Regions from separate parts of the Homo sapiens genome. Here region 1 is linked to region 2. The links are chromatin contacts, found by Hi-C or POLR2A ChIA-PET in ENCODE. All regions are on one chromosome and are shown on one strand. Each heading gives the region's core, a stretch centred on a gene start or an enhancer-like site at or near the end of the contact. The rest is flanking DNA. Distances are from core to core; before and after follow the strand shown.

Region 1 (5,184 bases), core at 551-3,050, 260 kb before region 2:
CCTCAGCCTCCCAAAGTGCTGGGATTACAGGCGTGAGCCACCACGCCTGGCTTCATTGGTTTCTCAGTCCCACTGACCTCCCTCTGGCTTTAGACTTCCCCAGTCTTGGCTCCTGGAAGGCAGCCAACAGCCTGGGTTGGTTCAGCCTCCTCGCAGGTATCTGAATGTGCTCATCTTCTGTGCATGATTTCTTTTTTCCTCTTTATCTTTCCTGTCTCTTTCTATCTCTTGCTAGGTCTCATACTCCTGTGAGGGGATTGAAAAAGGAAAAATAATTATTTTTCTGGTTTGAGGCAGATCTCAAGTATCTATGCCCTGGATTTTATTTCTATACATTGCAGGCAAGTATCTTCTAGAGCTATTCTGGGGCCTACTTAATTAATGCTCTGAAGATGGAAAAGTAGTAGAAAATTATTGTTATGATTGTAAGTGTTGTGATCTGACACTTACCAGCCTTTTATTTTTGTGATATAATTTATTGCCAGACTGGAGCCATTTATAACTTTAAATACGTGTTTGTCAGGATTACCTAAAGGAAACTGCTTTCTAAATGAGCAAAACCAATCATCTGCAAACATCTTCCTCTTCAAAGACAACTTCTTGAGACAAGCAGAAGGGACTTCAGGGAAGGCCATGTTTAAGAGAGAAAACCATTTTTAATTGTGGAAAGAACATTGTGGCAGAGATGATCTATGCCACTTGAATTCACTCTGATGCTCAGAGGAGATGTTCCTCTTTTAATGGTTGAAGGTAGATGGCAGCAACACCCCAGCTTTTCCCCCTGTCACATCTTGGTTCCTGCCTATGTCTGGGCCCACGAAGTTGTTTCTAACAAACGCCCCAGCTTCAGCTCCCTCCATGAAGATGTTTGGTGGGGTTGGTTTTGGGGTTACTCAGCATCCAAAACCCTTGCATGTTCTGGAGGAACTACTCCTCCTCCAACCCACTGTGTGAATTTTGCGGGAAGCAAGGCTGCCCATGGATGTCAAAGGGGCCGGATACAGGACCTGTGCTTGGGTAGATGGATATGCCCATTTGGTACATTCAATTGTGAGTAAATGACACAAAAATGAAGGGAGAGTTTCAAGTTCACTGGCAGTGGTGATATCAATAGGGTCCACAGCAGCGGGGTCCAGGGGTGACCATATCTAGTGGCAGTGGAGGCAGTGGTGTGGGGGAAGAACCCCAAGCAAACCATTCCTGTGGCATGACTGCTGCTATAATTTCCTGCAGCGTAGTCTCCCTTGGTCCCGAAATGTTGTCTGAGCCCAGTAACTTACTTTTGTGAGCTACTGGATATCTTTTTAATGAATTCTTTTCCTGCTTATATTTGCCAGTTGCTTTCTGTTGTTTGTAGCTAAGACCCTTGCACGAACCTATGTCCTCTTTCCTTTTCTGTCCATGTCACTCACACCTCACAGCCATTTTAGAGTCTCCCTGTCTACAAACCTCCCCAAATCTTCATTGCACACCTAGATCTCACCACTGTTTGTCTCCCTCCTTATCCTCCAATGCTTATCCCTTTGTTAACCAGAGGAACATTGTCTGACTCTTAGAAAGCTATAATTCTTCCTCCCCGGTGAAGGTGATATGGAGAGAAAGGGAGCGCAAATACAGGATATTTTTTAGAAGGCAGGAGAAAAGAAGAAAATACAACTGTGGACACTCAAATGTTAACTTTTTGGCCCATAACATATGCTCCAGGTAGGCGTTTATTTAAGATAGGTGTGAGTCACGTTGTTCACAAAAGGGCAGTTAAATCTAGAGGGACAGAAACAGTCGGTTAGTCCTGTTTGTCATGGCTTATCTTCATGGTGGCTTAGTGGGGACCCAGAAATACCAGTTCTCAGGAATAACACTTCCCTGAAGTAACAGACAGGCCAACTGCTCGGGTCTCCAAGATGCCCTGTTCCTGACACAAAGAAGGAACCCAGCATTGATGAAAATAAAACACACACACTACACACACACACACACACACACACACACACCCCTAAAACTTTACCCCCGGGATCCACAGGGAGTCAGAGTAAGACCATGGTTCATGGGAGGCTGTGGCTCTTTGAAACACTAAAGAAAATTTGACAACTTTATAGTTTTACTTAGTATCAACCCAGCTTGCCTGGTACACAGACAAACAGATGGCTGGACAATTCGTTGGGGGAAAACGATAATAAAAAATCTTGTTTCAGTTTTCAGTAATTGTAAGGGAGTCAGACATAGTCTTAAATTGCATGATCAAAAGACACGACTGTGAAAATATGATATTTAAAAATTATTTTTGTTGTTGATAAGCATAGCTGATGTGCTCTCGTGGGCACATCTTGTGATTTAGTACAACTATCTTGAGGAAATACCCTTGGGAACTTGAGTTACATTCCTGGCTATGCTTCAAACTAGTACATGATTTTGGGCAAGTAATTTATATCACTTACTCTCAGTTTTCTTCTTTGTTAAGTGGGAAGAGATTGGGAGATTTAAAAGGTACTTTGAACCTCAAAACAGAAATACCATTCGAACCAGTAATCACATTACTGGGTATATGCCCAAAGGAATGTAAATCATTCTATTATAAAGACATCTGCATGCATATGTTCACTGCAGCACCATTCACAATAGCAAAGACATAGAATCAACCTAAATGTCAATCAATGATAGATTGGATAAAGAAAATGTGGTATATATGCACCATGGAATACTACACAGCCATAAAAGAGAATGAGATTATGTCCTTTGCAGGGACATGGATGGAGCTGGAGGCCATTATCCTTAGCAAACTAACACAGGAACAGAAAACCAAATACCGCATGTTCTCACTTATAAGTGGAATCTAAATGATGAGAACACATGGACACATAGAGGGGAGCAACACACATTGGGGCCTGCTGGAGGGTGGAGGGTGGGAGGAGAGAGAGGATCAGGAAAAATAACTAATGGGTACTAGTCTTAGTTGAGTGATAAAATAATCTGGGTGATGAAATAATCTGTACAACAAAGCCCCATGACACCTATACAACAAACCTGCACATATACCCCTGAACTTAAAATAAAAGTTTAAAAAGAAATAAAATAAAATTTCAAGAAAAAAACTTAAAAAAATTTTTTTAAAGGTCTTTTGAATTCTTAAAATATAGCTACCTCTTTCCTATGGTTCAAAGGATTTTTACATGTTTCTTTTAGCGATGGACAAAAAAACCCAGAAAAAAAGTCTCAAATGCAAGCCCAATTATATTTCTGTAGCTAAAGAGAATTGACAAAGATAAGTTCATTGACTTGGATAAAGGAAATGATGGCACATGACATCAATACAAATATATACTGACTGCCCAAGTAACATGTGTTCTTCATCTTCCGCCACTGGAAGACAGATTTCCACCACTGGAACTCTATAGAAAAACCTTGATAATTGGGAGATCAGCCCTCTAGCACCTGAGATTATTCGTTATGGCTCTGAATCAGAACGTAAAGAACAAAATTTACCTCTATTATAAGAAAATAGAATATGCTTGCCATTAGCAAAGCCTCAAACAATCACAGGATATTACCCAGAAAAGAGGGAGAATCTTGATGGGCTGACCATGTTCATAAGAAATTTGAAAGACAAAAAGGATAGGAGAAGCAGAGAGACACAGATACATAGGGAAAGGGAGTGGTAAGAGAATGGTAGAGTTTAGCAATGCTGGCAGCAGAAGTGAAGGTTGGGAATGGTGATAAGAACACTGAGCACCAGGTGTGGGGCTGCTTCCAAGTCTTTGCACCAAGGCAAAGTATAATTGTGAACATGTACACAATAGTGTAATGCTAAAAATATAGGGAGATATTTTCAACAAATGATGCTAGAACAACTGGACAGCATATGCAAAAAAATCCCTCCCATCTAGACAGAGACCTCATACCTTTCATAAAAATTAACTCATAATGGATTATGTCTAAATGTAAAATGGAAAACTACAAAACTTCCAAAAGATAGCGTAGGAGAAAAATTGAGGTGACTTTTGATTTGGTGACAGCTTTTTATATACATCACCAAAAGCATGATCCATGAAAAAAATTAATATGATTGTTTATTAAAATAAAAATATCTGATCTGTGTAAGATACTACTAAGAAAATGAAAAGGCAAGGCTCAGACAGGGAGAAAATATTTGCAAAATATTTATCTGATAAAGGACTGGTATCCAAAATCTACAAAGAACTCTTCTCAACAATAATGAATAAAACAACCAAATTTAAAAATAAACAGACATCTTACCAGAGAAGATATATAGATGGTAAACAAGCATATGAAAATATGATCAACAACATTGGGTTTTGCAATTAAAGGGAAATGCAAAGCAACAATCAGATGCCACTATACACTTATTAGAATGGCTAAAAGACAAAATTCTGGTAACACCAAATGCTGATGAGGTTGTGGAACAACAGGAACTCTCATTCATTGCTGGTGATAATTCAAAATGATACAGCTACTTTAGAAGAAAGACAGTTTGACACTTTCTTACAAAGCTAAACATAGTCTTACTATATACTCCAGCAATCATCCACCTAGGTATTTACCCAAATGAGTTGAAAACTTATGTCCACACAAAAACCCGCACACACATTTTATAGCAGCTTTATTCATAATTGCTCAAAATTGATAGCAACCAGATGTCCTTCAATAGAGGAATGGATAAACACACTGTGGTATATCCAGACAATGAAATATTACTCAGCATTAAAAAGAAATGAGGCATCAAGCCATAAAAAGACACGGAGGAACCTTAATGTTTTACATTTTGCTATGTAGAAGAAGCAAGTATGAAAAAGCTACAAGTTGTATGATTTCAACTTCTGCCTTCTTAGGGTCCTGGCTGGGCCTGAAAATTAAATTGGTCTAAGATAGATCAACAGGAGAAAACCATACAAAGTTAATATAGTTTTTTGTGACACGGACATCCTCATGAGGAAATGAAGACCCAAAGACACAGTTAGATTTGAATACTTATATATTGAATAAGACAAAGAGTAGTAAATTGTAAAAATGTGACAAGGCAAAGGGGCTTGGGCTAAGGTAGTTAATGGCAGGGAGAAGTGGCCAGGAAGATAAGGGTTAGTCTAATAACATTTGTACAGAGGACCTTCTTTCGCAACTTCCCACCCTTGATGATGAGAATCTTACTTTCCTTTTAATATAGAGAGTATC
Region 2 (4,824 bases), core at 1,874-4,373:
AACAGAGCATAGCTCTTTAGATTAAGAGCTCTGTATTAACGAGCTACTCATTGAGGCTGTTCCAGGATAAGCTGGTCACTGAGAAGGGCGGGTGAAGAAAGGAACATTGCATAAATGTAGAAGGGAACTCAGCAATGCCAAGTCTTCCTCACCTGTGATTAGCCTGCTAATGTGCCCCCCAAAATTACAGACAGGTCTTGCTTTCTTTGTACATCAGCATATTCTTAGAGGTGGCCACTTGGCCTATTGTCTTCCTAAGATTCCTTCATATTCCTATTTAAGAGGTCAGAATACCTTATTGTTTGCACTTGTCACCATTAATTTCTGATGTAGTCACTTCTCTACTGGAGAGCACCCACTTTTTTTTTTAAATCACTTTCTGTGTTGTATATCCTAAGCCATGTGTGCCTTTCAAGTATTTTTAAAAATATGCTAGTCATAGCCCTGAGTGTCTTATTTATTGCGGTAAAAAATTACCCCCAAACTTAGCTTGAAACAACAAACTTGTGATCTCACCCAGGAGTGAGAGGGTTTCTGAGGTCCAGGAATCTGGGGACAGCTTGGCCGGGTGTTCTGGCTCAGGGTCTTTCGTGGAGTTGCAGTCACACTAGGAGCTGGGGCTGCAGCCATCTGAAGCTTGGCTGGAGCTGGAGGGGCTATTAGCAAATTCACTCCCTTGGCCATTAGGCAGGGCTTCAGTTCCTCGCCATGTGGGCCTCTCCATAGGGCCGCTTGGGATATGACTTCTCCCAGAGCAAGTGATCCAAGAGTGAGGGAGACAGCAAGAGAGAATGATGTATACAAGAGCCACAGTCTTTTACAGCCCAAGCTCAGAAGTGACATAGCGTCACTATTGTCATATGGGTCACAGGCTGACCCTGTGTGATGTGGGAGGGGACTGAACAGGGTGTGAATGCCAGGTGGGGGTCACCGGGGCCTTCGTGGGAGCTGGCAGCCACAAGAAGCAGCTGCCTGGAGAGAGTGGCTGGTCTCTGAGAAAGGTCTTGAGGCGATACCATCCCCTTGGTAATTGTAGAGAATCAGGAGAAGTTACGTTATCTTCCTGGGCCTCATTTTATTATCTGACAAATGAAGGATTGGTAGAATGGGTTCCTTCCCATTCTGAGATTCTGATTCTGATTGCAGCAAGAATGGACCTACAGTCTACAGAAGAGCCACATCAGGACTTGCTGTGCATTTCAACTGAGAGGAAAGCTAATCGGGATAATTATTCCCAAACTGAGCTGGACTAAATCACTAGTTAATTCTACAATATTCAGGGCTTCATTCCGCATGTTTGGGAATTGACGACAGTTAACACTGAATTACTTTATTTTGAATTGGACAAAATATGTTGATAGCTTTAGGTTCATTTCAACTTGATTCCAGGCTTAGTCTTAAATCTGTAGTTAAGTTAGAGCATCTGAGTCTTTGGGAAGTTAAGCTTCAAACACAAGTAGACCAGCAGGGTGTGGCATGGGCAGGGTGGCTGGGAAGCTATCCTGCTCCTGGCACACTTCCCTGCCTTCTGCTGTGCTCCCAGAGGAGCAGCCTCACCTCTGAGGGTAAGGCCAAAAATCAGCCTACACTGAGTTACTTGTGGGTCAATTGTTCATATAACTTGGCTCTTCTGAACTGTCATCCATAGTATCACCGATGATCAATCTCAGCATTGGAAGAAAAAGAAACCACAGAGTCCAGCCCCTCTGTCACAACTTCAGAGTAAAGGAGTTGCTCATGCCTGCCAGCCAGCCTGTCCCACCACAGCGGGCTCCCCAGCTTAGGGAGGTCTGTGAGCCATGTGCTAAATTTCTCTTTAGAGCTAAATCCATTGAGTGCTATGATTCCAGTGCTGTGCAGAAAGCAGATGTTTCACCTATCACTTCAGAAAAGTTCACCAGACTTCATTTTGACAGCTACCTTAGATCATCAAGGAGAAAAAGGAAAAAATGTAAAAACCAGTGGGGCTAGAAGGTGAGTTACAGCTCAGATTGGGGGGCCTCTGGATAGCAAAGCAATGACTGAGAGCGTCAGCCCTACCCACCCCAGAAGTGAGCTCTGGGCCGTGATGCCAGGTTGTCTGAAATCACAGTATCTTATTTTTTCTCTTCTCTTCCCTGCTCTGCTTCTCATTTCCTAACATTTACCTGTTCCTTACAGTCCTTCCTTTTAAATAATATTTTTAAAATACTGCTTTCCTGAAAACCATGCTGCACTTCCACATGAAGTTCTCTCTGACGTTGAGCTTGATGGAAAAAGGATGCAGAAGTCAGGAATAGCAGGTGCTATACTTATTTTGGCCAGCAGAGGATGCACTTGCCCTAAACAGTCAGAGTGACTCTTCCCTAGGACCCTGTTTATCAAATTCTTCATGTTTAAAAGCCAGGGTCTGGCCCCCCACTTAACGAGATTGTCTCAAGTGGCATTTCATCTGTAACTCAATTTTACAGAAATCTAGAAAATACAGGCTCCCCCCACCCTCTCCAGCCCCAAAACACAAAGCGTAGTAAGGCTTTCATTGCAAGCATCAGTCTCCATCTAATTCCACTTCCACATATAAAGATTTTAAAATTTCAATTAAAAAAGAATCTATGGTTGATCCTTTGGTTGGACAACAGTAAGTAAATGTTGATTTTAAACTAGTGAGTCAACTACTCTGGCAATGTTGGTGTATCTTTGGAAAGAAGGGAAGTGAATTTATTATGCACCATATGTCCATGTGTGGCACAGCACTTAGCTAAACAGTATTTTGGAGAAAATATTTGGTCTTCAACACACACCTATATAAAAAAGATTAGTTCTATTTCTTCAATATGACCTAAACTTCATCTCAAGTCCAGTTGGTAAGAGAACTATGAACCTGTTTTTCCTGGTCTGTTGTACAACGGTTCCCTTGTGGACTAAACGGTAATGTGTTCTGCATGAATCCAAGCACAACTGACATTCACTGTTTTAAAAAACAAAAAAGAGAAACATTTACTACCTTTTTCAGATCTCATTTCTGATGGACCTGAAAATATTGTAAGTGGGTATTTTCTTCAAATACTCAGAGACTGAATTCTAACATGTAAAGAAAATGCTGACTCACACATGACTCAGTTTGAAGGTTACAGGGAAGACTAAACATTTATTTAGAAGTTACAGTGTTTGTTTTTACAGAGATATGTTGCCACGGATTATTGATTCTGGAAGGTTTTTTAATGCTCATAGTGCTGTACACATCTTGGTCTGTTCTCATGGGCATCTTAGGAAAATGTTTCCCGTAGCACCGGATCCAGCCATCTGTGTGGGTGTCTCCAGGCTGTGATACCGTGCCCCTTGCTGTTCCCTCATGCTCGTGATGAACCATGTGCCTGGGATCCTTCCTCTTGCCAGCTTATCTGTGGGCCTCCTGCAGCCTCGCCTGCCACTGCAGAGGCCCCAGGTTAGGAGTCTGTCCCGCGCCAGCCTGTGCGGTGCTTTCCTGGGTGACTCCTGTTAGGTGGCAGCTTCTTTATTTTCCCTCTCCAACCTCAACGGGTAGGACTCCTTATGTCTCTCCAGAATTATAAAACATATACATTTATTTACAAGTGCATAAATATATAAATATGGCTATAATAGAAAAATAAATACCAATTTTCTCTGTCTCTTTTTTCTTCTTTTTTTTTTTAAAAAAAAAACAATATATAGTCTTTCTGGGATATCAGCTTCTGCCTAAATTGTGAGAGGTGGTGTTTCAAAAGACACACGCACCAGTGGCCCCGGGGAGAGCTGCATTCCAGGTTCCTGTCCTACGTAGGCCCCTACGGGGTGCTGGGGACACCAGTCTCCTCCACTCACTTGGCAGGAGTCAGGACTGTCCACCTCTTCAACTGGCACAAGGCCCAAGCAGCATGGGGGCCCTGAGGGGAGAAAGAGTAGGAACCATTAAAATCCAGATTGACCGAGGAGCCAACACCCAGTGACACTGGGCCAATCTCTATCTGTGGTGGAGGTGGTTACACTGGCTCTGGAAAGGGGACAGAAACCTACAACCGAGACAAGGGCACTTCTGTTCCCTCCAAGGTCTCTCATCAAAACAGGGAGGGCCACTTGCCACCCATTTCCCACTCATGCTGGGACTGTAGAGACTCCCGCACTGAGCCCACACCACAGGAGCAGATGAAGTCAGTGCAGCCCGTGAAACGCAGAAGGAAGCCCTGCTCTTTCTATGTTTAGGCGGCTAGTCCACCCTTTGCTATGGCTTCTGGTTACAATCATCCCACTCACAATCCAGTCCCCCCAGATTGACACGGTCCAGTTTAAATGATGCTGGGTCGAGCTTTAGGACCCAGCATCTTTTAAATTTAATCTCCTAGAGACAGAGTCCAGGATCTGCCTATGAATGGGCACACACACAGAGAAGCTAAGAAACGTTAGTGGATACTTGGTGCCCTCACCAAGTATCCACTGATTTCTAAGGAGACTAGCATGGAGGAAGACAATGGGATGGGCTTAGCGTGAATGGCCCAAAACTCCTTGGAGAAAAAGTTCCGTGGAAGTACAAAGAGTTATGATGATGATGTTTGTAAGAATTTGGCTCCTTAATGATTGAGGCAACCTTATTCCTTAATTAAGAGACAAGCCTCAACAAAGCAAGGCATTTCAGAGTGATTAGAGAATGCCTCTTAGTGTGATGAGCAGCAAATGGAATTTGTGAATGGCCTTGAAATGCACAGACCAAAAAGGGCTTTTTTCTCTGAAATGGAGAAATAGCCTTTTTCTCAGAGGCTGAGGACCGCAGCTTATCATGTTGCAGTAGAACCCACTTGGACATCCCACAGACCTACTGGGCCTTCAGCA

The links. A loop is a pair of places that touch in the nucleus more often than their neighbours do. ChIA-PET counts read pairs that join two places held with the same protein, here RNA polymerase II (POLR2A). Pooled maps may share reads with other maps.
Region 1: a loop to region 2 is called in a map of CD4-positive, alpha-beta memory T cell, with 4 times the contacts of the local background. The contact joins two enhancer-like sites. A Hi-C loop is called at or near these places in 1 of 168 maps with a recorded cell type or tissue (CD4-positive, alpha-beta memory T cell) and 5 of 50 pooled maps. POLR2A ChIA-PET finds 5 or more read pairs at or near these places in 1 of 52 experiments (Panc1).

The regions. Positions count from the first base shown.
Region 1 is chr3:113,548,632-113,553,815 of GRCh38, reverse strand. The region is part of intron 1 of SIDT1 (SID1 transmembrane family member 1); the gene reads right to left. Among named protein-coding and RNA genes, the nearest start is that of SIDT1, 19 kb to the right of the region's middle. Within about 2 kb of position 1,800, at least 3 of the 41 ENCODE cell types and tissues checked have a DNase peak (open chromatin) inside an H3K27ac peak, as active enhancers do.
Region 2 is chr3:113,285,735-113,290,558 of GRCh38, reverse strand. BOC (BOC cell adhesion associated, oncogene regulated) reads right to left here. Exons shown (of 20, transcript NM_001378074.1): 20 at 3,100-3,884. The coding sequence ends at 3,697. CFAP44 (cilia and flagella associated protein 44) reads left to right here. Exons shown (of 35, transcript NM_001164496.2): 35 at 1-3,629. SPICE1-CFAP44 (SPICE1-CFAP44 readthrough (NMD candidate)) reads left to right here. Exons shown (of 52, transcript NR_183050.1): 52 at 1-3,629. Among named protein-coding and RNA genes, the nearest start is that of BOC, 77 kb to the right of the region's middle. Within about 2 kb of position 3,123, at least 12 of the 41 ENCODE cell types and tissues checked have a DNase peak (open chromatin) inside an H3K27ac peak, as active enhancers do.